2 separate regions of the Homo sapiens genome follow, and region 2 is linked to region 1. A link is a loop called in an ENCODE intact Hi-C map of the cell type or tissue named here. Cell type or tissue: B cell. All regions are shown on one strand. Links, peaks and the distances in the headings refer to the core of each region. The heading gives the core; the rest is flanking DNA. Region 1 holds the start of IFT172 (intraflagellar transport 172). Region 2 holds the start of PPM1G (protein phosphatase, Mg2+/Mn2+ dependent 1G).

The links. Peaks named below come from ENCODE experiments on the same cell type or tissue, not always from the same donor. Only the 100,000 strongest peaks of a DNase experiment are listed, where the experiment ranks them.
Region 2: it touches region 1 in a loop (17-fold over the local background); 17 of 110 quality-filtered maps call a loop at or near these places.

The regions. Positions count from the first base shown.
Region 1 is chr2:27,484,290-27,491,998 of GRCh38, reverse strand. IFT172 (intraflagellar transport 172) reads left to right here and starts at 2,256. Exons shown (of 48, transcript NM_015662.3): 1 at 2,256-2,384; 2 at 6,496-6,639; 3 at 6,869-6,981. The coding sequence starts at 2,346. It overlaps FNDC4 (fibronectin type III domain containing 4), which reads left to right. Exons shown (of 7, transcript NM_022823.3): 7 at 1-116. In B cell, for the core only: no CTCF peak of the experiment used is centred there; a DNase peak (open chromatin) is centred at 2,168; H3K4me3 peaks cover 1,606 bases; H3K27ac peaks cover 1,450 bases.
Region 2 is chr2:27,403,195-27,419,986 of GRCh38, reverse strand. It overlaps PPM1G (protein phosphatase, Mg2+/Mn2+ dependent 1G), which reads left to right and starts at 10,396. Exons shown (of 10, transcript NM_177983.3): 1 at 10,396-10,684. The coding sequence starts at 10,565. RefSeq lists silencers at 10,226-10,415, 10,506-10,695, 10,766-10,815, 10,836-10,915. In B cell, for the core only: no CTCF peak of the experiment used is centred there; DNase peaks (open chromatin) are centred at 10,316 and 11,676; H3K4me3 peaks cover 2,411 bases; H3K27ac peaks cover 1,951 bases.

The sequences.
Region 1 (7,709 bases), core at 17-5,016:
CTCCAATGTCTTCCATGGAGCCTCAGGTGCTCCCCCTCTCACCTGGCAGCCCCTTCAGCTGCTAGTGATATCACTTGTTGGACATTTTTCCAATAAAGGTTCTTGGACAAACTGGAGCTGACTGTATAGTATGCTGAAGACATTTCCTCACCTTGTCTCTCTCCTGACCCTCCAAGGGCCCCTTACACCATCACCTACTTGACAGGAGCATTGCAAGGTGTGATAATACCCCACCCTAGGATAGGGCCAGGAAGAAGAGGTATAGAAAACTAACCCCAGATTCTTTTGCTTTGTTGGGTGAGAAGGGGAAAAAGAGAAGAGAAAGATATAAGTTCCTGCACCACTGAATACTAATACATATCATATGAGAGGGTAGTAGCCTTTTTATCTTCACTGCTTGCATCGACAGCACAGCTCCTCACCACTTACTCTTCTGACTCCTCCATCAACCCTGGGCTAATGGTCAGAAAAGGACTAAGCAGTGTCTTGGGGACTAATGAAAGGACAGCTACACTCATGGATTCCTTGGTGCCACATGCTCCTATCCTATGTGTTCCTGTGTCTGTTCTTCCCTCTTTTGCATTCCCTTTCATCTCTGTCTCTGTTTAGTCAGTCAAAGTCAGTAATAACTGTAATTCATAAATGAGTTTATATTCATGCTCTGCCACCATATCCAGAGGAGGATTCTGAAAATAAAACTGAGGGGTTGGGACTCCCCTGTCAAAATAATTCTCATTTGAGCTCTGAGGCCTACTTGTTTCCTGTGAAAATAGGGGCTGTCCTCTGCTCTTTCCTATTTTCTAAGGGGTGGTTGGTGGCCATGAGACAAACACCTGTTGACACTTGCAAACCACTGTGGGGGAAGGCTTCTGGACCCACAGTCTGTCTGGAGAGCATATGTTACACTTCCTGGAGAGTTACAGATCTTCCCAACTTTGGATCATTTCAGAGCAGGCTTATGAATAACTCCTTTCTGCATTTCAATCTCTCTGGTATGTTAGAAGATAGGCCAAAAATTCTGAACGGGACTCCAAAGATCAACAAGTCAGTCTCTTTTCTACTTAACCAATCTCTAACCCCAGGTATCACAAGACAACCTATCGGGTGAGCCAAGTCAGGTCTGCCCTCAAAACTGAACCACAGGCCGAGAACGGTGGCTCACGCCTGTAATCCCAGCATTTTGGGAGGCCAAGGCGGGCAAATCACCTGAGGTCGGGAGTTTGAGACCAGCCTGACCAACATGGAGAAACCCTGTCTCTACTAAAAATACAAAATTGGTCGGGCGTGGTGGCACATGCCTGTAATCCCAGCTACTTGGGAGGCTGAGGCAGGAGAATCTCTTGAACCCGGGAGGCAGAGGTTGCAGTGAGCCAAGATCGCGCCATTGCAGTCCAGCCTGGGCAACAAGAGTGAAACTCTGTCTCAAAACAACAACAACAACAAACTGAACCATAAAAACATTCCAATGTAAACAGCAGTCTTTAACCCACCATTACCCAATTAGGAAGTAGGGTACCTTACGTTTCTTTGGCAGCTAGTTCCAAAACACTCATCTTCCAGATTCTGAGAATAAATGTCATTTATTGGGATGGGAATGTGACAGGTTATAGTATCGTGGCATGGAGAGAGCGAGCTAGGAGTTGAGAAGGAACATAAAAGCTGTTTAAAGCTACTAACTCTGGGTTGAACTCCAGTTCCAAGTCCTTCGCTGGCTGTGTTAGTTTGAGCAAGTGCCCTGAGTCTCCTGTTATGTAAAATGAGACTAATAATAACGCTATCCCCTTCAAAAGGTGGTTTTGGGATTAAATGATATAAATGCACGTACAATACTTTACACAGTACCTGGCAGACACATACTGAGTATTCATCGTTAGCTATCGTTATTAGCCTTGCGATCCCGTGCAAATCATGTAACCTATTTGGGTACAATTCCGTCAACTGCAGAAGGCCTATCATGGAAACCGCCCTGCTTCCCTCCAGAGTTGTGAGGATTAAGAGAGTGCACTCAGAAAGTCAGGTACATCGAAGAGCGAGACGGACCGCTATGACGTAGGACCTGGGGCTGGCTGAAGGCTTGTGGGCGGGGCTTGGTCTTGAGTTTGCATGCGGCGACGGGATTGGTCAAGGAGAACATTCATGAAGCCCTCTCAAGGGCCCGCCCTAGATCTCACCGCGCTTGCGCACGTTCTGTTTGCTTCGCCGCAAAGTTACGTGTGACCTTGCGACGCGTGTTGCGCTCCGGTCGCATAAGCGTCAGTGCCTGTCGCTGCGGCTGCGTGGCGGGTTGTCCAGGTAACCACGGGAGTTGTCGCTGTCTAGGAGCATCTGAAAGACAGGTGTGCGTCATGCACTTGAAGCACCTGAGGACCCTGCTGAGCCCTCAGGTGAGGAATTGCGTGCCAGTCCCTCCCCCTTATGCTTTATGTTCCAAGAAAAGTGGGGGAACTGAAGTTTAATGATGTTGACCTCCTACTGTGTGCAGAAGGCTGTAAGGGATATAGCGATGATCTGGATCTTGGCCTGTCGATACAGCGTCCAGGAGGCGAGATGCAGGGCTAAGGACTTGTAGCTTTCCTTACATTTCATTCACATCAGTTGTGTACAGGCCCCATGCTGGGGTTCGTAGGAATCCCAAACCACCCGACTTATGTCCCTCCCTTCAGGAGGCTCGTATTAGAGGGTGAGGTGCACATGTAAGCAGCGAGTATGCATGTGCCCATAATTAAATAAGCGCCTTAGGTGCAAGCCCTGAAGGGGGAGTGCAAAGACCGAACCGTGTATTCTGATTCAGGAGAGGCTGGGCACTAGGGGAGGAGCCCTGAAACATGGTGAAGAAAGGGTGGGCTTTGGAGTTAGCACACCAGAATTTAAGTCCTAGCTCCACCACTACTTTCTTATTTTCTTTTTAAAATTTCTTACCTTGTCCTTATTTCAGGTCAACCACTACTTTATTTAACTATTTGAGACAGAGTTTTGCTCTGTTGCCCAGGCTGGAGTGCAGTGGCTCGATCTCACTGCAACCTCCGCCTCCCGGGTTCAAGGGATTTTCCTGCCATAGCCTCCCAAGTAGCTGGGATTACAGACGTGCGCTAGCACGCCCGGGTAATTTTTTGTTTCTTTGTTTGTTTTTGTTTTTGTTTTTTGTAGAGACGAGGTTTCCCCATGTTGCCCAGACTGGCCACCAGTACTTTAAACAAATGACCTGATATCTCTAACTTTAGCCTTTATTATACAATGTCTCGGAGCACTCACCAACTTCTTCATTTGAAAAAACATGAGTACTAATAGCAACTTTAGGGGACTTGGGGAAGAGTTATATAGAGTAATATACACAAAAGAGCATTGTAAACTGAAAAGCAGTGTGAAAAATTGATAGACAAGAGGAAAGGACATTCAAAATTCAAAGGACAGAATAATACAAAGCTAATAAGAATAAGATGTCTGGCCAGGCCCAGTGGCTCACACCTGTAATCCCAGCAATTTGGGAGGCCAAGGTGGGAGGATCACTTGAGCCCAAGATTCCAAGACCTCTACAAAAAAATTTTGACCAGGTGCGGTGGCTCACACCTGTAATCCCTGTACTTTGGGAGGCCGAGGCGGGCGGATCACCTGAGGTCAGGAGTTCAAGTCCAGCCTGGCCAACATGGTGAAACCCCATCTCTACTAAAAATGCAAAAATTAGCCGGGCGTGGCAGCAGCCGCCTGTAATCCCAGCTACTCAGGAGGCTGAGGAAGGAGAATCGCTTGAACCCGGGAGGTGGAGGTTGCAGTGAGCCGAGATCGTGCCACTGCACTCCAGCCTGGGGGACAAGAGTGAGACTTTGTCCAAAAAAAAAAAATTTTTTTTAAATAGCCTCGTGTGGTGGCAAGCACCTGTAGGCCCAGCTGCTGGGGTCACTGAAGTGGGAGGATCTCCTGAGCCCAGGAGGTCGAGGCTGCAGTGAGACGTGATCACACCACTGCACTCCAGCCTGGGTGACAGAGTGAGGCTGTGTCTTAAAAATAAATAAGATGTTCCATAACTGAGTGTGTAATATGTACTGGGGTACCTTAATAAAGAAATTGGGATTATGGTTTATGGATTTACACATACATGGATTTAATCATGGTTCTAGGCCAGGCGCAGTGGTTCATGCCTGTAAACCAAGCTCTTTGGGAGGCCGAGGCAGGCAGATCACCCGAGGTCAGGGGTTCGACACCATCCTGGCCAACGTGGTGAAACTACTAAAAATACAAAAATTAGCTAGATGTGGTGGCGCATGCCTGTAATCCCAGCTACTCGGGAGGCTGAGGCAGGAGAATCGCTTGAACTCAGGAGGCAGAGTTGCAGTGAGTCAAGATCGCACCACTGCACTCCAGCCTGGGTGACAGAGCGAGACTCTGCCTCAAAAAATAAATTAATTAAATAAATAAATCATGGTCCTACCACTTACAAACTGTATATGTGAACTTGGGCAAATTACTTAATCTTTTTGGGCTTCCATTCATCTATCTGTAAAAGGGGGATAATAATAGCATCTACCTCAGTGTTATGAGGTAAAATGAGATTATGCTTGTCAAGCACTTATCAAAATGCCTATTCTATGGTAAGTACTTGTTAAAGGCAAGCTCTTATTATTTTATTCCCTACCTCACTTAATAAAAAAATCTAGTGAGGTACATATTGTAGAGAAAGGAGAATTAATTGATTATGGAAATCAGGAAGGCTTCACAGAGGGTGTGGCATTTGGACAATAGGAGGAAATGAGAACACAGGCCGGGCGTGGTGGCTCACGCCTGTAATCCCAGCACTTCAGGAGGCCAAGGTGAGTGGATCACTTGAGGTCAGGAGTTCAAGACCAGCCTGGGCAATACGGTGAAACCATGTCTCTACCAAAAATATAAAAAAATTAGCCAGGCATGGTAGCACACGCCTATAGCCTCAGCTACTTGGGAGGCTGAGGCAGGAGAATCGCTTGAGCCCAAGAAACAGAGGTTGCAGTGAACTGAGATTGTGACACTGCACTCCAGTCTGGGGGACAGAGTGAGACTCCGTCAAAAAAAAAAAAAGAAGGAAATTAGAACAAAGATAGTTGTGCTCTCTCCTCAGTTGGAGAAAAAAATAAAAAGACAGAGATTTGTGCTCATTGCTCAGCAAGCTGTCCATTGAATCTGTACTTTAAAAATTTCTCCGCCCTAATGGAAAAATTGGAAATGAAATCCTCCTTCAGTCTCTCAAAATAAGATGATGTCATGATGCAGGTAGGGCTGAATGCCCAGAATTGGGCAAAGCGATAAAGCAGGAGGATCAGCAAAGATTGATGAGGAGCCCTCAGGCCTTCTAACCTAATATAATGAAGAGTTAGAGGATCATAGTGATGGTGGTGTGGCTATTTTCTGGTTTGAGGATTTGCAGGAAAATAGACTTTTTACTTCTGACTTTGGAGATAGGTGAGTTTGGAGTGTAAAGTGTCAATGTTTGAAGCCAGAACTCTAGTGTCCAAATAATTAAACAATTGGGGCAGAAGAAAAGCAGAATAAAATGTTTTGTTTTCAAGGAAGGAAACCCTTAGTAGCAGAGCTAGTCCCTTAGGACCAGAGCTAGTGTTGGAAGGGTCAGATCTGGTCAGAATAATTCACCTGGAGATAACTTCTAACTTGGGTTTCTCTGAAGTGGGTAGTTAAGAAGAAAAGAAAGTGGGATTATTCGTCCTGAGTCTCAACTCGTACTCGCCCATCCTGAACTCTCACTGTCTCTCCCTTTCCTTTCAAATAAGCCCAAACTCCTTTGCCTGGCTTCAAAGACTTCCTGAGCTGGCCTGTTTTTCCTGCCTTACCCCGTCTATTCTACTATTTATAAGGTATAATAGTTTCAAATAAACTAAATTACTGTTTCTTGTCCAGAATTTGCCTTTGCTCATTGCCATTCCTCCCATCTCAGATAACTTCCTACTCAACTGCATTCATTCTTCAAAGCTTAATTTTGATAATTTAAGCATAAAATTCTCTCAGGCTTCTCCAAACTATTGTAGTACTTTATACATACTTTAATAGGACTTTTCTATTTTGCACCATCTTATTAGACGTGGAGGCAGGATCTATGGTTTGCTTTTTGTCTCTCTCTCAGCCCCTGGCCAAGTGCCTTGATCAATAAGGTGCTAAAAAAATATTAATTGAATGAATGGCTAATGACCAAAACTTACCAGACTAATTGAATTTATTTCAGTAGCAGACCTGGAAACGAGGAGGCCGTTGCAGGGATTCATTGATACAGTTGACTTAGCACCCTGCCTCTTAGTGCATTTGCATATGAGTCTCTAGAAGCCTGTTGTTCTCACAGTCCAGGATCTGAAGGCCTTGGAGACCAGCATGGGCCACAGGCATCTCTTTGTTTTGAGGATAGAACCGTGACAGGAAGAAAATTGACCAGTATTACACTAGAATTAATGAAGCTAGAAATGCTTTTGGCATTCTAGACCAGCACATGGGTTTGTTTTTACCCCTTTGCCTCTACAGGATGGAGCTGCAAAGGTGACCTGCATGGCTTGGTCCCAGAACAATGCCAAATTTGCTGTCTGCACAGTGGACCGAGTGGTCTTGCTGTATGATGAACATGGAGAACGGAGAGATAAATTCTCCACCAAACCAGCTGACATGAAGGTAAACAGTGTATTCATGTGTACCTTATTTAACCTATTGATGGGGTCTCACAACTTGAAAGACGTAGTCTGCCTTCTAGCCATCAGCATAGGAAATGGCATACCCCACCTTTTTCTCAGTATAAATCCTCAAGCTCCCTTAGGAGCACACATATGCCTTTTTTTCTCTTTTCTCTTTCATGTGTACTCATTACTTCTTTTTCTTTCTTTTTTTTTTTTTAAACTCTTAGTATGGCAGGAAGAGCTATATGGTGAAGGGCATGGCTTTTTCTCCTGATTCCACTAAAATTGCCATAGGACAGACTGACAACATCATCTATGTCTACAAGATTGGAGAAGATTGGTGAGGATAGAGACTGGGAGATGGGATGGCCCAGGAAAGAAGGGGAAGGCAAGAGAAATGCCTCACTGGGGAGGGGAAATACAGGGGATGAGAAGCCAAGCTTGGCCATTGAAGGCAGAGACTTTCTGGAGTCTGTTTTTGCTTTTCTGCCTTCACCTGTCCCACGTGTTCTTCAATCCCATCCCTGGAGGAAACAGTCCAAGGTCAACAGGAGGCCCTGTGAGATCCTGGAAGCCCAGAGTGATGTCACATCTTTGTTATTGTTCTGAAGCTGCTTAGGCTCCCTCATATACCTCCTTTCAGGGCTCCTACAGAGTAGTCAGAAATACTACTGGGCCAGGGAAGAAATCTGCTCTTTCTTCTCTTCCCTCAGCATCATTTTTGGCAATTTGTTTATGGAAGTGGTATTTATTTATTTATTTATTTTGAGATAGAGTCTCACTCTGTCACCCAGGCTGGAGTGCAGTGGCGCGATTGTGGCTCACTGCAAGCTCCTCCTCCCAGGTTCACGCAATTCTCCTGCCTCAGCCTCCCGAGTAGCTGGGACTACAGGCGCCCACCACCACACCCGGCTAATTTTTTGTATTTTTAGTAGAGACGGGGTTTCACTGTGTTAGCCAGGATGGTCTCGATCTCCTGACCTCATGATCCTCCCGCCTCGGCCTCCCAAAGTGCTGGGATTACAGGCATGAGCCACCACGCCCGGCCTGGAAGTGGTTTTTAATATG
Region 2 (16,792 bases), core at 7,333-12,332, 79 kb after region 1:
GGCAACAGAGTGAGACTCCGTCTCAAAAAAAGAAAAGGCAAGGAAACAGATTCTCCCCTAGATCCCCCAGAAGGCACTAGTGCTGCCAACACCTTAACTTTATACCAGCGAAACTAATTTCAGATATCTGTCCTCTGGAATTGTAAAATAATAAACGTGTGGCACTTTATATCACCAAGTTTATGGTAATGCGTTACAACAGTCATAGGAAACTAATACATACGGTTTCCCAAAGAACAAAGTTGATCTGTCTGAGCTGCGTTCTAAATGATAAATAGGAATTCAACAAGCAGTTAAGGAAGTGAAGAAAAGTCCAGTGAAGACTCTCCAGTATTGGAAGTCAGGAACTTGGACCATAAAACCTATGGTTTTCCACTCCAAGTTTTGTGAAGATGTCTCACTTTTTAGCAATAATAGTTGAAAATTTCGAACCTGGGTGTGGGTTTCCTTTCTTTTGCCTTACCTCCAGTTTTGCAGTTTGAAATTTAATCTTTTTTAAAAAATAAAATTTATTGTCTAGGCGCGGTGGCTCACGCCTGTAATCCCAGCGCTTTGGGAGGCCGAGGCGGGCGAATCACTTGAGGTCAGAAGTTCGAGACCAGCCTGGCCAACATGGAGAAACCCCATCTCTACTAAAAATACAAATATTAGCCAGGCGTGATGGCACGCGCCTGTAATCTCAGCTACTCAGGAGGCTGAGGCAGTAGAATCACTTGAACCCGGGAGGCGGAGGTTGCAGTGAGCCAAGATCGTGCCACTGCCCTCCAGCCTGGGCGACAGAGTGAGACTCTGTCTCAAATAAACAAACAAACAAACAAACAAATAAAATGTATTACGTCTTGGAGGGAAGAGAGGAGACTTTCCAGAGAGAAATTCTTCTTTTTTTCTTTTTTTTTCTCAGACCTCTCAGGGATGAAAAGGAGAACATTCTTCAGGAAATAAATGAGAAAACTAGAGAGATAATCAGATCACTGATACTTGTTAATTGTTGGAGCAGGTTTGGAGAGAGAGTGACAAAGATCTCGCCAAAAACAAGTAAAGAAATTCCTTGCCTGATTTGTTTGGTATTAAGAGAAACAAAATAATAAAAAGAACTCTAAGTTTGGTATGACTAACAAAAGAATAAGTTAATTCACACAGAATGCAGCACAAAAACTCGGGATATATAGATATAGTTAAAAGATGGGGAGGCCAGGCACAGTGGCTCACTCCTGTAATCCTAACACTTTGGGAGGCCCAGGCAGGCGAATGCCTGAGCTCAGGAGTTCGAGACCAGCCTGGGCAACATGGTAAAACCCCGTCTCTAGTAAAAATACAAAAATTATCTGGGCGTGGTGGCATGCGCCTATAGTCCCAGCTACTTGGGAGGCTGAGACAGGAGAATCACTTGAATCTGGGAGGCAGCGGTTGCAGTGAGCCAAGATTGCGCCATTGCACTCCAGCCTGGGCAACAGAGCGAGACTCCATCTCAAAAAATAAATAAATTAAAAAAAAAAAAAACCCGTACATGGATCTCCTAAGAACAAATAAGGATTTTTTTTTTTTTTTTTGAAATGGAATCTGGCTCTGTCTCCCAGGCTGGAGGGCAGTGGCGCAATCTCGGCTCACTGCAAGCTCCGCCTCCCGGGTTCACGCCATTCTCCTGCCTCAGCCTCCCCAGCAGCTGGGACTACAGGCACACGCCGCCACGCCTGGCTAATTTTTGTATTTTTAGTAGAGACGGAGTTTCTCTGTGTTAGCCAGGGTGGTATCGATCTCCTGACCTCATGATCTGCCTGCCTCAGCCTCCCAAAGTGCTGGGATTACAGGCGTGAGCCACCGCACCCGGCCGAACAAATAAGGATTTTAAGAGACAGTTCACTCTATATCCTTACTGAAAAGAAAATATGATCTCTCCCTGCCCCCCCACCCCCCACTGGAAGGACACAATCCTGCTAAAGACACAATTATTATTATTATTATTTTGAGACAGGGTCTTGCTCTGTCACCCAGGTTGGAGTGCACTGGTGCAACCACACCTCACTGCAGCCTCAACCTCCCAGGCTCAAGCAATCCTCCTACCTCAGCCTCCCACAGTGCTGGGATTACAAGCATAAGCCACCAAGCCCAGTCACAATTGATTTTATTTTATTTTTTGCGACAGTCTCGCTCTGTCACACAGGCTGGAGTGTAGTGGCACGATCTCGGCTAACTGCAACCTCTGCCTCCCAGTTTCAAGAGATTCTCCTGCCTTGGCCTCCGGAGTAGCTGGCATTACAGGCGCTCGCCACCATGCCCAGCTAATTTTTTTGTATTTTTAGTAGAGATGGTTTTCGCCATGTTGCCCAGGCTGGTCTCAAGCTCCTAAGCTCAGGCAATCCGCCCGCCTCAGCCTCCTAAAGTGTTAAGATTATGGGCGTGAGCCACCATACCCAACCCACAATTTATATTATTAATAAAAAGATAAACCCCAGCATATCAGTCTGAAAGACCTGAATTTTGGTTAATGGTCCTTTTGTGACTTTCTTTAGGATAGAGATAGGTATTTCTTTTATATGTGTCTAAAGGGCCCATTCTAGTGATTTCCATGAGTATAGGCAGATTGCTTCAAGATTAATTTATGTCTTGCCTTCTAGAAATAGAAAAGTACAGCTGTAAAACATAACACTTTTTTGACTTAAAAAAATAGTTTCATTTATTGGGCACTTGTTCTGCGTTCCTTTAGGGGACGGTCAGTCAGGTGCAGCCAAGAGGAGACACGGGAGAGGCACAATAAAACAAAATTTATTACACTCACAGGTTTTAGAAAGAGGGCCATTATATGCCACACAAGGTCACAGGGGAAATGCCAAGTTTGGGTCAGGTAGCAGAAGACAGTAACAAGGAGAAAGTATAGACCAGAACTTTTTCTCTGTCTCACTTTTGTTGCCCAAGATGGAGTGCAATGACACAATCTCAGCTCACTGCAACCTCCGCCTCCCAGGTTCAAGCGATTCTCCTGCCTCAGACCCCTAAGTAATTGGGATTACAGGCATGTGCCCCCACACCTGGCTTATTTTTCTGTATTTAGTAGAGACAGGGTTTCACCATGTTTGTCAGGCTGTTCTCAAACTCCTGACCTCAGGTGATCCATGTGCTTCGGCCTCCCATAGTGTTGGGATTACAAAGATGAGCCACTGCGCCCAACCTAGGCCAGAACTTTTTTTTTTTTTGAGGCAGAGTCTCGCTCTGTCACCCAGGCTGGAGTGCAGCGGCACGATCTTGGCTCACTGCAACCTCCGCCTCTCAGGTTTAAGCAATTCTCCCGCCTCAGCCTCCTGAGTAGCTGGGATTACAAGTGTGCGCCACCATGCCCGGCTAATTTTTTGTATTTTTAGTAGAGACAGGGTTTCGCCATGTTGGCCAGGCTGGTCTCGAACTCCTGACCTCGTGATCCGCCCGCCTAGGCCTCCCAAAGTGCTGGGATTACAGGCGTGAGCCACTGCGCCTGGCCTAGGCCAGAACTTTTGTTGGGGTTTCTAAGGGTAAGGCAAGGCAGGGCAAAGAGTTTAGGGTTGGCTAGTTTGAATAACTCCTGCAGGCTGTAAACTTTAGGGATGGTCCCTAATTGCCTGCGATGATTAAGGCAAAAGAATATTGCTTCTTGTGATGTACAGGCCAGATAGGGGAGGTATAGCGCTGGACTGGTCAGTTTATGTATCAAAGGAATGTTTTGGCTGGGCGTGGTGGCTCACACCTATAATCCCAGCACTTTGGGAGGCCTAGGCAGGTGGATCACTTGAGGTCAGGAGTTTGAGACCAGCCTGGACAATATGGTGAAACTCCAGTCTCTACTAAAAATACAAAAATTAGCCGGGTGTGGTGGCCTGTGCCTGTAGTCTCAGCTACTCAGGAGGCCGAAGCATGAGAATTGCTTGAACCCAGGAGGCGGAGGTTGCAGCGAGCCAAGATGGCACCACTGCATTCCAGCCTGTGTGACAGAGCAAGACTCCATCTCAAAAAAAAAAAAAAGTCCTTTGCTATCTCTAATTGGTTAGCATTGGAAGGGCAGTCTCTCCCAGCCAGAAAGGATTTTATAAGATGTCAAAATATGGGCCGGGTGCAGTGGCTCACACCTGTAATCCCAGCTCTTTGGGAGGCCGAAGCAGGCGGATCACCTGAGGTCAGGAGTTCAAGACCAGCCTGGCCAACATGGTGAAACCAAGTCTCTACTAAAAAATACAAAAATTAGCCGGGCGTGTTGGCGGGCGCCTGTAATTCCAGCTTCTCAGGAGGCTGAGGCAGGGAGAATTGGTTGAACCCAGAGGAGGAGGTTGCAGTGAGCCAAGATCGTGCCACTGCACTCCAGCCTCAGCGACAGAGCGAGACTCCAACTCAAAAAGAAAAGAAAAGATGTCAAAATATGGCCCGGCACCGTGGCTCACGCCTGTAATCCCAACACTTTGGGAGGCCGAGGTGGGCGGATCACGAGGATCAGAAGATCCAGACCATCCTGGCTAACACAATGAAAACCTGCCTCCACTAAAATTACAAAAAAAAAAGATGGGTGTGGTGGCACACACCTGTAGTCACAGCTACTTGGGAGGCTGAGGTAGGAGAATCACTTGAACCTGGGAGGTGGAGGTCGCAGTGAGCCGAGATCGCGCCACTGCACTCCAGCCTGGGTGACAGAGTGAGACTTTGTCTCAAAAAAAAAAAAAAAAAAGTCAAGATATTATCATCTACAGAAAATATATATATAAATTAATGAGTATAAAGGGGAGTAAGAACTAGCCCAGAATCCCAGAAATAGACTCTCCCTCTTCGTTTTTAGTACCTTCAAAATATTTGAATTCCTTCTTTCTTAGCCCTAAATCTTGTCCCTGAGATTATTTTTTTCCTCTCTGGATCAATCTTTCACCTTTAATCACAACCAAGAAGGAATATGGTATCAAAACTGCTTAGTTTTTAAAGGTATCATTTCATGAATAGTATAATATTGATGTATATGAATCACATGTATATGAAGAAAGGGTCAAAAACAATGAGATCCAGGCACAGCAGCATGCACCTACTCAGGAGGCTGAGGTGGGAGGATTGTCTGAGCCCAGGAGTTTGAGGCCAACCTGGGTAACATAGGAAGACAACATAAATTTATAATATTTAATATAAATACAAGCATATTGGCATATTTTGGATGATCTAGATTAACACTTTTTTGAGTGATCTTCAGTTCACATTCAAATTTACAATTGAACTGATGTCACATTATACTCTAAAGTTAGAGCATTTAATATATATATATATATTTTTTTGAGATGGAGTCTTGCTCTGTGGCCCAGGCTGGAGTGTAATGGCGGGATCTCAGCTCACTGCAACCTCCGCCTCCCAGGTTCAAGCGATTCTCCTGCCTCAGCCTCCCAAGTAGCTGGGATTACAGGCGCCTGCCTCCACGCCCACCTAATTTTTGTATTTTTAGTAGAGGCAGAGTTTCACCATATTGGCCAGGCTGGTGTCGAACTCCTGACCTCAGATGATCCGGCCGCCTCAGCCTTCCAAAGTGCTGGGGTTACAAGTGTGAGCCACCACGCCCATCCACATTTAACCTTTAAGGCAATGTCTCCCAGGCTGGCAACATTCCCAGAGATCTATAATTACATGCCTCAGGGTTCATAATTTCTTTTTTTTTTTTTTTTTTGAGACGGAGTTTTGCACTGTCACCCAGACTGGAGTGCAGTGGCGCAATCTCGGCTCACTGCAACTTCTGCCTCCCAGATTCAAGTGATTCTCCTGCCTCAGCCTCCCAAGTAGCTGGAATTACAGGCATGTTGCCACCATACCCTGCTAATTTTGTAGTTCTAGTAGAGACAGGGTTTCTTTTTTTTTTCTGAGACAAAGTCTCGCTCTGTTGCCCAGGCTGGAGTGCCATGGCACGATCTCAGCTCACTGCAACCACTGCCTCCTGGGTTGAAGCGATTCTCCTGCCCCAACCTCCCAAGTAGCTGGGATTACAGGTGTGTGTCACCACGCCCAGCTGATTTTTGTATTTTTAGTAGAGACGGGGTTTCACCACGTTGGTCAGGCTGATCTCGAACTCCTGACCTCGTGATCTGCCCGCCTCAGCCTCCCAAAGTGCCGGGATTACAGGCGTGAACCACCGTGCCCGGCCAGACGGGGTTTCACCATACTGGTCAAGCTGGTCTTGAACTCTTGACCTCAGGTGATCCACCCACCTCAGTCTCTCAAAGTGCTGGGATTACATGTGTGAGCCACCATGCCTGCCATAAAAACCCTTTTTTCATGTGGACTAACACCTCAAGTACATGTTCAGGAGCTGGCTCTATTACCATGTCTGATTAGCCAGATTTTTGCAGCTCATACTTTAAAGACAGACTCAGCATTATCAATCGATCTATGAATATAGTATTGCGTTTTGGGTGTTTTTTTTTTTTTTTTTTTTTTTTTTAGACAGAGTCTTGCTCTGTCACCCAGGCTGGAGTACAGTGGCGCGATCTCGGCTCACTGCAAGCTCCGCCTCCTGGGTTCATGCCATTCTCCTGCCTCAGCCTCCCGAATAGCTGGGACTACAGGCGCCCACCATCACGCCCGGCTAATTTTTTGTATTTTTTAGTAGAGACAGGGCTTCACCATGTTAGCCAGGATGGTCTCGATCTCCTGACCTCGTGATCCACCCGCCTCGGCCTCCCAAAGTGCTGGGATTACAGGCGTGAGCCACTGCGCCCGGCCTTTTTTTAAAATTTTTTTTCTTTCTCCCTTCTAGTCAAAGCATGAAACCTTTACGTCACTGGAAATATACTGTAGTGACTTTGAGGGGAATAGGATGGTGAGGGGATAATCTTCATACTCTTTCTCCTTTTTCACCTCTTTCCATGATCCCCCTTAGTATCTATCTCCCCTCTCTGTAACATTATTGCTCTCCCAGTGCGTTACTTTTTCCTTGAGTCATATTGTGTGTGTGCGTGTGTGTGTTTATATAGTATTTTTAGTAGAGAGAGGGTTTCACCATGTTGGCCAGGCTGGTCTCGGACTATTGACCTTAAGTGATCCGCCTGCCTCAGCCTCCCAAAGTGCTGGGATTACGGGCGTGAGCCACTGTGCCCAGCCTCGAGTTATATTTTCTTTTCCACTTTTTTTCTTGTCTGTTTTTTTCCCATTTATTTTCAGGCCACCTCCTATTTTTTGTGAACACAATTAAATGTGGCTTCCATTCCATATTTAGCGTGTATGTATGGACACTTAAACAGCAGTCTTTTGTTGAATAATATACAACATTTATGGATAACTCAGCACTTTACATTCAATTCCTCTTATCCTTAAAGCAGTCTTGAAGAGTAGATGCTGTATGTCTGTCTTGCAGATGAACTTAGCCTAAGAGGGAATAAGTAACTTGTGAAAGATCTCATAGGTAATATGTGGCAAAATTCATGCTCTTTAAACAATGTCACATTCCATTCTTAGGAAAAAACAAAGTCCAAAAAGAAAAAAAAAAAGAAAGAAAAAAAAGAAGGCGGGCATAGTGGCACATGTCTGTGGTCCTGGCTATTTGGGAGGCTAAAGTGGAAGGATTGCTTGAGCCCAGAAGTTCAAGACCAGCCTCAGCAACATAGCAAGACCTCATTTCTTAGAAGAAGGAGGAAGAGGAGGAGCAGAAGGAGAAGAAAGAAGAGGCTGAGTAATTTTTGTTGTTGCTGTTTTGTTCATTTGTTTGTTTTTTGAGACAGGGTCTCACTCTGTCGCCCAGGCTGGAGTGCAGTGACACCATCTCAGCTCACTGCAACCAAGGCTGAGTAATTTTATATGCTCCCTCTACACTGCTTTGGTCAGAGATCTCATCTAGGTTCCTGGCAACCTGCAAGCCTAATTAACATCTTTTCCACTTTCATGGCTTAACTCCAATCTAATATTTTCAATGTTTTTATATTAGTTGTCACCCTAAACTGAACCACTGTTTTCCCCCCAAAACTAGCATCCCCTCAAACTGCACCTTTTTCTGTTAATGGCTCCACCACATTTTGTTATGCAGAGTCAAAATCTTGGTGTTATTCATTCATTCAACAAATATTTAAATATTATTCAGCACATACAACTTTGCAAGGGATGCTGGAAAACACAATGGTAAGTTTAATGGAACTTCTGCCTTCATAAAGGCTTATATTCTATCAGGAAAGACAAACAAGTGTGGACCCAAACTAGTATAGTGATAGTAGAGATTTCCTGGAGAAAGTGATGGTCAAGAGGGGTGTGGAGAGGTGTGCTCCATGGGTAAAAGTGTAAGAGAAAGCATGGCTTTAGATGCACCCAAAGACATTGCTGAAGCAGAGTTGTAGGAGAAATGGAGAGTTAAAGAGAGGCATACGTGAATCTGGATGATTAGCATGAAGGGTCTTGTAAACTATAAGGAATTTGGACTATCGGAAGAGCATGAAGAAGCCATGATTAGTTTTATCTTTTTAAAGAATCTTTTTTTTTTTTTTGAGACGGAGTTGCTCTGTCACCCAGGGTGGAGTGCAGTGGCGCCATCTTGGTTCACTGCAACCTCCGCCTCTGGGGTTCAAGCTATTCGCCTGCCTTAGCCTCCCAAGTAGCTGGGATTACAGGAGCGCACCACTACGCCTGGCTAATTTTTGTATTTTTAGTAGAGACGGGTTTCACATGTTGGCCAGGCTGGTCTCGAACTTCTGGCCTCAAGTGATCCACCACCCCCCCTTGGCCTCCCAAAGTGCTGGGATTACAAGTGTGAGCCACTGTGCCCGGCTGAAAAGAATCAATTTTGTCATAGTTTGGAGAATTTCTCCTTTTCTCTCCATCCCTTGAATGCAATTTATTACCAAATCTGTCTTATTTGTTATTGTCTAATTTGTCCTTTCATCTGGATTCCCATTGCCACCCTGCGTGGTACCACCTTACTCCCAGCTCTTCTCATCTCCTGCTTAGAGTAAGAGCTCTCTAACTAGTAGCAGTGCCCCAGGCCAGGCGCGGTGGCTCACGCCTGTAATCCCAGCACTTTGGGAGGCTGAGGCGGGTAGATCACGAGGTCAGGAGTTCGAGACCAGCCTGGCCAACATGGTGAAACCCCGTCTCTACTAAAAATACAAAAATTAGCCAGGCGTGGAATCCTAGCTACTCGGGAGGCTGAGGCAGGAGAATCGCTTGAACCTGGGAGGCGGAGGTTGCAGTGAGCCAAGATAGCGCCACTGCACTGCAGCCTGGGCAACAAGAGCGAAACTCTGTCTTAAAAAAAAAACAATAGTAGGCGGGGTGCGGTGGCTCACGCCTGTAATCCCAACACTTTGGGAGGCCGAGGCGGGCGGATCACGAGGTCAGGAGATGGAGACCATCCTGGCTAACACGGTGAAACCTCGTCTCTACTAAAAATACAAAAAATTAGCCAGGCGTGGTGGCGGGCGCCTGTAGTCCCAGCTACTCGGGAGGCTGAGGCAGGAGAATGGCGTGAACCCGGGAGGCGGAGCTTGTAGCCTGGGCGACAGAGCGAGACTCTGTCTCAAAAACAAACAAAAAACAACAACACAACAGTGCCCCAGACTCTCTCCCTCCAATGTACACTGCATACAAAGACTAGACAAACGATGCCAAAGGTTACACCAGGACGACAATGAAGTCCAAGTCACTCATCTTGGCGCTTCTTTTTATCAAGCTAGCTAGTTAATATTACCACTTACAATCATTCTCCGAGTCCAGCCAGCTTCCTCAGAAATCCTCCCCAAATGCAGTTCACATTCTTCCCTCACTCCTCCAAACCTTATAACATTATTCCCTTTTCCTGTGGCATAATGCAATCCAGAGGCATCCTCTCTGAGAGCCTACATCCTTTCAATCCTCCAAGAAACAGCTCCTCCTCCCATCCTTGAGCTTTTCCCACCCAGAATAGGCTGTACCAAACATTTCTACATTGTATTAACTCGAATTATATCACAGATCGAGGTCTTCGCTTTCAGAAAAGACTCACATTCTTCTCATATAGGCCTCGCATGGCCTGGCCAAGTACTTCCTAAGCTCGGAACAAATACTGGTCAACTTTAATTGAACCAAATCGGGCGGGGTTTGCGGAGTCTGAGAGTGCAACGTTGGGGAGAGGGGGATGAAAACACTGGAGGACGGGCTGAAAGCGTCGAGTCCGACACAAAAGAGGCGTCAGACAAAACGCCAAGAGGCTGGGGACTGGGAACGAAGGAAGAGGTTCTGCCAGAGGCGACCTGCCACCTGCGCGAGGAAGCGGAGTAGGACGGCGGCCGTTGGTGGGCGTGGTCGCGCTAGTCTCGCGGGAGCGGCCGTTGGGCGGGCCGTTGTCCCTGCGGGCGGGGCGAGTTGCTAAGGAAATGACTGCCCGCAGCGCCTGGCCCCGCCGCGCAGGCCGGGCGGGGTCTGGAGCGGCGCCGTTTCCGCTTCCGCTCCCTCACAGCTCCCGTCCCGTTACCGCCTCCTGGCCGGCCTCGCGCCTTTCACCGGCACCTTGCGTCGGTCGCGCCGCGGGGCCTGCTCCTGCCGCGCGCACCCCCGGGGCTTCGGCTCCGGCACGGGTCGCGCCCAGCTTTCCTGCACCTGAGGCCGCCGGCCAGCCGCCGCCATGGGTGCCTACCTCTCCCAGCCCAACACGGTGAAGTGCTCCGGGGACGGGGTCGGCGCCCCGCGCCTGCCGCTGCCCTACGGCTTCTCCGCCATGCAAGGCTGGCGCGTCTCCATGGAGGTGAGGAGGCAGGGGCCCATAGGCTGGCCGCTGCGGGGCGGGAATCTGACGGAGAAAGAGAGCGGGGGATGGGGTCCTCCCCTGGGAAGGGTCCCAATTGGGAGCCTGCGGCCGCAGCGGCCGTTTGCGGGGCGACAGAGACCGCGGGGTCAGGGCCGAGAGGGAGCTCCCGATGCTTGGGGACCGTGTGCCGGTGGCCAGTGGCGGCGAGGGCTCGGCCATGTGGGAAGAGGCACCTTCCGCCCACTGACCGCCCTCTCCCCGAGCTTTGGCGCCATCCTCTCGTGCCAACCTAGCCCTCCAGGCTCATCAACGGTGTGAGGTTTAGTGTGGGAGTAAAGACGCAAATAGGGGCTATTTATTCATTTGTTTTTCAAGGGAGAGGTGAATAGATGTGAATAACTTTTTAAATTTTAATATTTAAAATATCTGATGTGGGAAGCCTCTTTTGGCTAGGAGTTTGACAGTGAAAGGAACCCCGGGCAGAGTCTGTTTCACATTTTGGTTGCCTGGCCTTGGGCTCTTGCATGTTAATTTCAGAGGCTGGACCCGACCTCCAGGAGTTGTCACTCATTTGCACTCTTTTCAGGGCCTTTTACTAACTTCGGAAAACTTGAATTATGTCAGTCCCTAGGTTTTCCTTTTTATTATGCTTCGTTTTCTTTCTCTCTTAGGATTTCTCTAAAACTTAATCAGTAATTCTCATTTGCCTGTAATTGTAGTTTATAGTTTCTTTGATTGTAAGTCATTTCATCAATTTTTTTCATCACAACCTACCTACAAAGGGCTTTTCTAGAAAATTTTACTCTGGACAAAAGGGGAAAAGAAAAATATTGGGGGGAAAGTAGTAGTATTAGGTAAAACTTGATGTGAAACTACAAAAGAGAAGAGGGAAAACTGCGGTAGGGAGGAAAGGGAGGAAGACGGGTTAACCGTGGCTTTGTGAAGAGCATTCTGAAGTCTAGGCAAAAGGGCCAGGGAAATACTCTGTCTGGTATTGAGGGTTTCTCCACCTACCGGGTGGGCTTCAGGTAACAGCGAAATACTGTCTCCCTTGGGAATTGTTTCAGATCCCTCGCTCCTCCCTGTGGTTAGCTCTGGAATGACAGTATGAACTTAAATGTTTTGTTTTCCGATTCAAATTTTATATTCATAACTGACCTTAATAACAATTTTATAATTAGGTATAAAATTTCAGGATTGGAGTGTATCCTATAGTTCATCTCATCTGCTTTGGCTCCCTTTTTTTTTTTTTGAGACAGAATTTCGCTCTTGTTGCCCAGGCTGGAATGCAATGGCGCGATCTCGGCTCACCGCAACCTCCGCCTCCCAGGTTCGAGCAATTCTCCTGCCTCAGCCTCCCTAGTAGTTGGGATTACAGGCATGTGCCACCACGCCTGGCTTATTTTGTATTTTTAGTAGAGACAGGGTTTCTTCATGTGGGTCAGGCTGGTGTTGAACTCCTGACTTAGGTGATCTGCCTGCCTCGGTCTCCCAAAGTGCTAGGATTACAGGCATGAACCACCACACCCTGCGGCTCCCACATTTTATAGCTAAGAAATTGAGGCCCAGAAAGGTTAGGACACTGTTTTGGTGGAAAGAATTTGTAGGATCAGATCGTTGAAGACACTAGACATTGTTAATCATCTATGTCAAACTGAAGCATAGCATTCATATTTCACCACCATACACAGTATAACTATTTGGTAGATGTAATTGTCTATTAGAAATATCTAGGCTGGGCGCAGTGGCTCACGTCTGTAATCCCAGCATTTTGGGAGGCCGAGGCAGGCAGATCACCTGAGCTCAGGAGTTCGAGACCAGCCTGGGCAACATGGCAAAAACCCTGTCTCTACAAAAAATACAAAAAAATTAGCTGGGCATGGTGGCACCCACCTGTAGTCCCAGTTACTTGGGAGGCTGAGATAGAAAATCACTTTGAGCCTGAGAGGCAGAGCCTTCATTGAGCCAAGATCGCCCCTCTGCACTCCAATCTGGGTGACAGAGCGAGACGCTGTCTCAAAAAATAAATGAATAGGCCAGGCATGGTGGCTCATGCCTGTAATCCTAACACTTTGGGAGGCTGCGGCGGGCGGATTGCCTGAGCTTAGGAGTTCGAGACCAGCCTGGACAACATGAAGAAACCCCGTCTTTATTAAAATACAAAAAATTAGCTGAATGTGGTGGTGCGTGCCTATAATCATAGCTACTTGGAAGGCTGAGGCAGGAGAATCGCTTGAATCCCAGAGGCGGAGGTTGCAGTGAGCCAAGATCGTGCCACTGTACTCCAGCCTGGGCGACAGAGTGAGACACTGTCTCAAAAAAAAAAAAAAAAAGAATAAATAAATAAATCTGGGTATAGTTTCGTAGGAAAGTCTTTTTGTAAAGTAGGTAGTCAAGAAGTTCCATTTCCATGGCATTTTCTGTTAACGTTGTGAGATTTGAGGTGAATATTCCATCTCGCAGTAAAACGTTTCTTCCAGGTTTCTCATTTAATATTTTTCACTTCTCTGCTGTTGTTTTTTCATTTCTTTGGTACCCTTCTTTCTACTTTTACTTACGGATTGAGTTGCTTGGCTACTCAGTGTTTCACGTTGGTTTGCCCAGTGATTCCATACTATTTGCTGCTTCTCTGTAGGGCATTTCCCTTTATTTTTGGTTTCTCCTCAATTAGAAAATGATTTTTTTTGTCAGGGACGGTTTAGTGTGTAGAGATCTTACTAGACTATTCCTTACATCCTAATCTTCCTCCTGAGAGATAACTGCTTAGGGTATTAAAATCTTGCTAATGTGCTGTTTCTGAAGTTGCCCTTGTTTGAATAAATATGCCTAATCAATAGTTAAATATGCCTAATCAAATCCTCTTGAAGAGTATTGTTTGGGATCCTATTCTGCTTCATTGATAGTGTTCCTTCTGGCTTTTTTTCTCTTCAAAGTGTAGCATAGTTTCTTTGCTATTGCAAGAAAATAACTATGAGTTCTAGCCTCTTCCCTGAATCTTATCTTTCCAGAAAATATAAAGTACTCCCATTCCTCTGAAGCTTTAGGGCTTAATCCAAAAATTAATAAAGTTTATTTACCCTATTTGCTTGGTCCTAATGCTTCATTTGAGGTAAGGTTATCATACCACTAAAGGTTGTTGACATGCTGACTGATGGATAGATTTAGCCGTAGAGAGGACTCTTGAGACAAAAATGGCAATCATCAATAGCTGGCATTTTTACTTTCTGCCTGTTTCAAGCTTCTCTTCCTGTGTGACCAGGGTGTTGTTGTTGTTTGTTTTGTTTTGTTTTGTTTTTGAGACGGAGTTTCTATCTTGTTGCCCAGGCTGGAGTACAATGGCATGATCTCGGCTCACTGCAACCTCCGCCTCCCGGGTTCAAGCGATTCTCCTGCCTCAGCCTCCTGAGTAGCTGGGATTACAGGCATGTGCCACCACGCCTGGCTAATTTTGTATTTTTAGTAGAGATGGGGGTCTCTCCATGTTGGTCAGGCTGGTCTCGAACTTCTGACCTCAGGTGATCGGCCCGCCTCTGCCTCCCAAAATGCTGTGAGCCACCATGCCCAGCAACCAGGGTGTTTTGAGAAAAGGTAATCAAAATACCACAGGCCAGTCGTGGTGGCTTAACGCCTGTAATCCCAGCAGTTTGGGAGGCCGAGGGGGGCAGATCACCTGAGGTCAGTTCGAGACCAGCCTAGTCAACATGGTGAAACCCCGTCTCTACTGAAAATACAAAAATTAGCCAGAGGCCAGAGAATTGCTTGAATAGGAAGGCCAGTGAGCCGAGATCTCACCGCTGCACTCTAGCCAGGGTGACAGACTCCGTCTCAAAAAAACAAACAAAAAAACCACCACAGTTGATGTTCTCCTCCTTCCTCCTTTCTCCATGAAAAAAGTGGATGAGGTATGTACTTTGGGATTAAGAGGTAGGCACTGGGCACGGTGGCTCATGCCTGTAATCCCAGCACTTTGGGAGGCCGAGGTGGGCGGATCACGAGATCAAGAGACCGAGATCATTCTGGCCAATATGGTGAAACCCTGTCTCTTCTAAAATACAAGAATTAGCTGGGCATGGTGGCGCACGCCTGTAGTCCCAGCTACTCCGGAGGCTGAGGCAGGAGAATCGCTTGAACCTGGGAGGCGGAGGTTGCAGTGAGCCGAGATCGCACCACTGCACTCCAGCCTGGGCGACAGGGTGAGACTCCATCTTAAAAAAAAAAAAAAAAAAATGAGGTAGGTTGTGGAGGGGTGCCTGAAAAATTATAAGGTAAGGCCCTTGAGTTTTTGTTGGCTAAATAAGAAGTCAAATCTGAAAATAGATTCAGTTGATGTAGTCTTTTTTTTTTTTTTTTTTCTCCGAGACGGAGTCTTGCACTGTTGCCCAGGCTGGAGTATAATGGCATGATCTTGGCTCACTGCAACCTCTGCCTCCTGAGTTCAAGCGATTCTCCTGCCTCAGCTTCCCGAGTAGCTGGGATTACAGGCGCCTGCCACCATGCCCGGCTAATTTTTTGTATTTTCAATAGAGACAGGGTTTCACTATGTTGGCCGGGTTGGTCTCCAACTCCTGACCTCTTAATCCGCCCGCCTCGGCCTCCCAAAGTGCTGGCATTACAGGCGTGAGCCACCATGCCTGGCCCATCAGTTGATGTAGTCTTAAGGGGACAAGAGTACATTTAATATTTGGTTGTGAGGTTCTCTGGAAGTGACAAAACTGCTTTCTATGGAGAGTTAGGAATTTTTTTTTTTTTTGAAACGGAGTCTCGCATTGTCACCCGGGCTGGAGTGTAGTGGCTTGATCTCGGCTCACTGAAACTTCCGCCTCTTGGGTTCAAGTGATTCTCCTGCCTCAGCCTTCCAAATAGCTGGGATTACAGGAGTCTGCCACCAGGCCAGCTAATTTTTTTTTGTATTTTTAGTGGAGACAGGATTTCACTATGTTGGCCAGGCTGGTCTCAAGACTCCTGACGTTGTGATCCACCTGCCTCGGCCTCCCAAAGTGCTGGGATTACAGATGTGAGCTACCGTGCCCGGCCAGGAATTTTTTGTGCTATAAATCATATTTTCCTTTTATTAAAGGCAGTGTCAATATCTATAGTATAATTTTGAGGAGGCTGGCTATTTATTGCTGTGTAGAAGCTGGCTTATTAGTGGTCAAGGGGTCATCTAGAATTGACTATAAAGATAGTATTGAGCAGAAAATTCTTAAAATACCTGCATATTTGTTTCAGTCATTAAATTAATGGAAAAAATATAAAAAGAAATATCACAAGTATGCTATGGGGTTCTACCTTAGGGCATTGAAGGTTGAAAAACATTTATTTTCTTATCTTCAGATTAGCATCTCATATCAATAGCCAATAGCTTAAAGCGCTTTTTACTTACTAAACCAGGTCAGAATTTCTCTCTCTCTCTCTTTTTTTTTTTTAGACAGAGTCTCTGTCACCCAGTCTAGAGTGCAGTGGTGTGATCTCGGCTCACTGGCCTTTCTGTTTAAGTGATTCTCCGGCCTCAGCCTCCTGAGTAGCTGGGATTACAGGCATGTGCCACGACACTTGGCTTATTTTTTGTATTTTTAGTAGAGATGGGGTTTCTCTGTGTTGGTCAGGCAGGTCTTGAACTCCTGACCTCAGGTGATCTGCCCGCCTCCGCCTCCCAAAGTGCTGGGATTACAGACGTGAGCTACTGCGCCTGGCCAGAATTTCTTTGTCTAGAATGTGGTTAGCAACTTTTATAAAAACGCATTATTTGCATTTGATTAGCATGCAGTACCCATTCACAGTTCAAAGCTAGTATAGAATTATATCACATGTATGCCCATGAGCATGGAGAAACTATTTTCTTTTTATTTTTTTAAGTTGGAGTTTTGCTCTTGTTGCCCAGGCTGGAGTGCAATGGTGCCATCTCGGCTCACTGCAGCTTCTGCCTCCTGGGTTCTAGCAATTTGCCTACCCCAGCCTCCCAAGTAGCTGGGATTACAGGCACTCGCCACCATGCCCAGCTAACTTTTTTGTATTTTTAGTAGAGAAGGGGTTTTCCCATGCTGGCGAGTCTGGTCTTGAACTTCTGGCCTCAAGTGATCTGCCCGCCTCAGCCTCCCAAAGTGC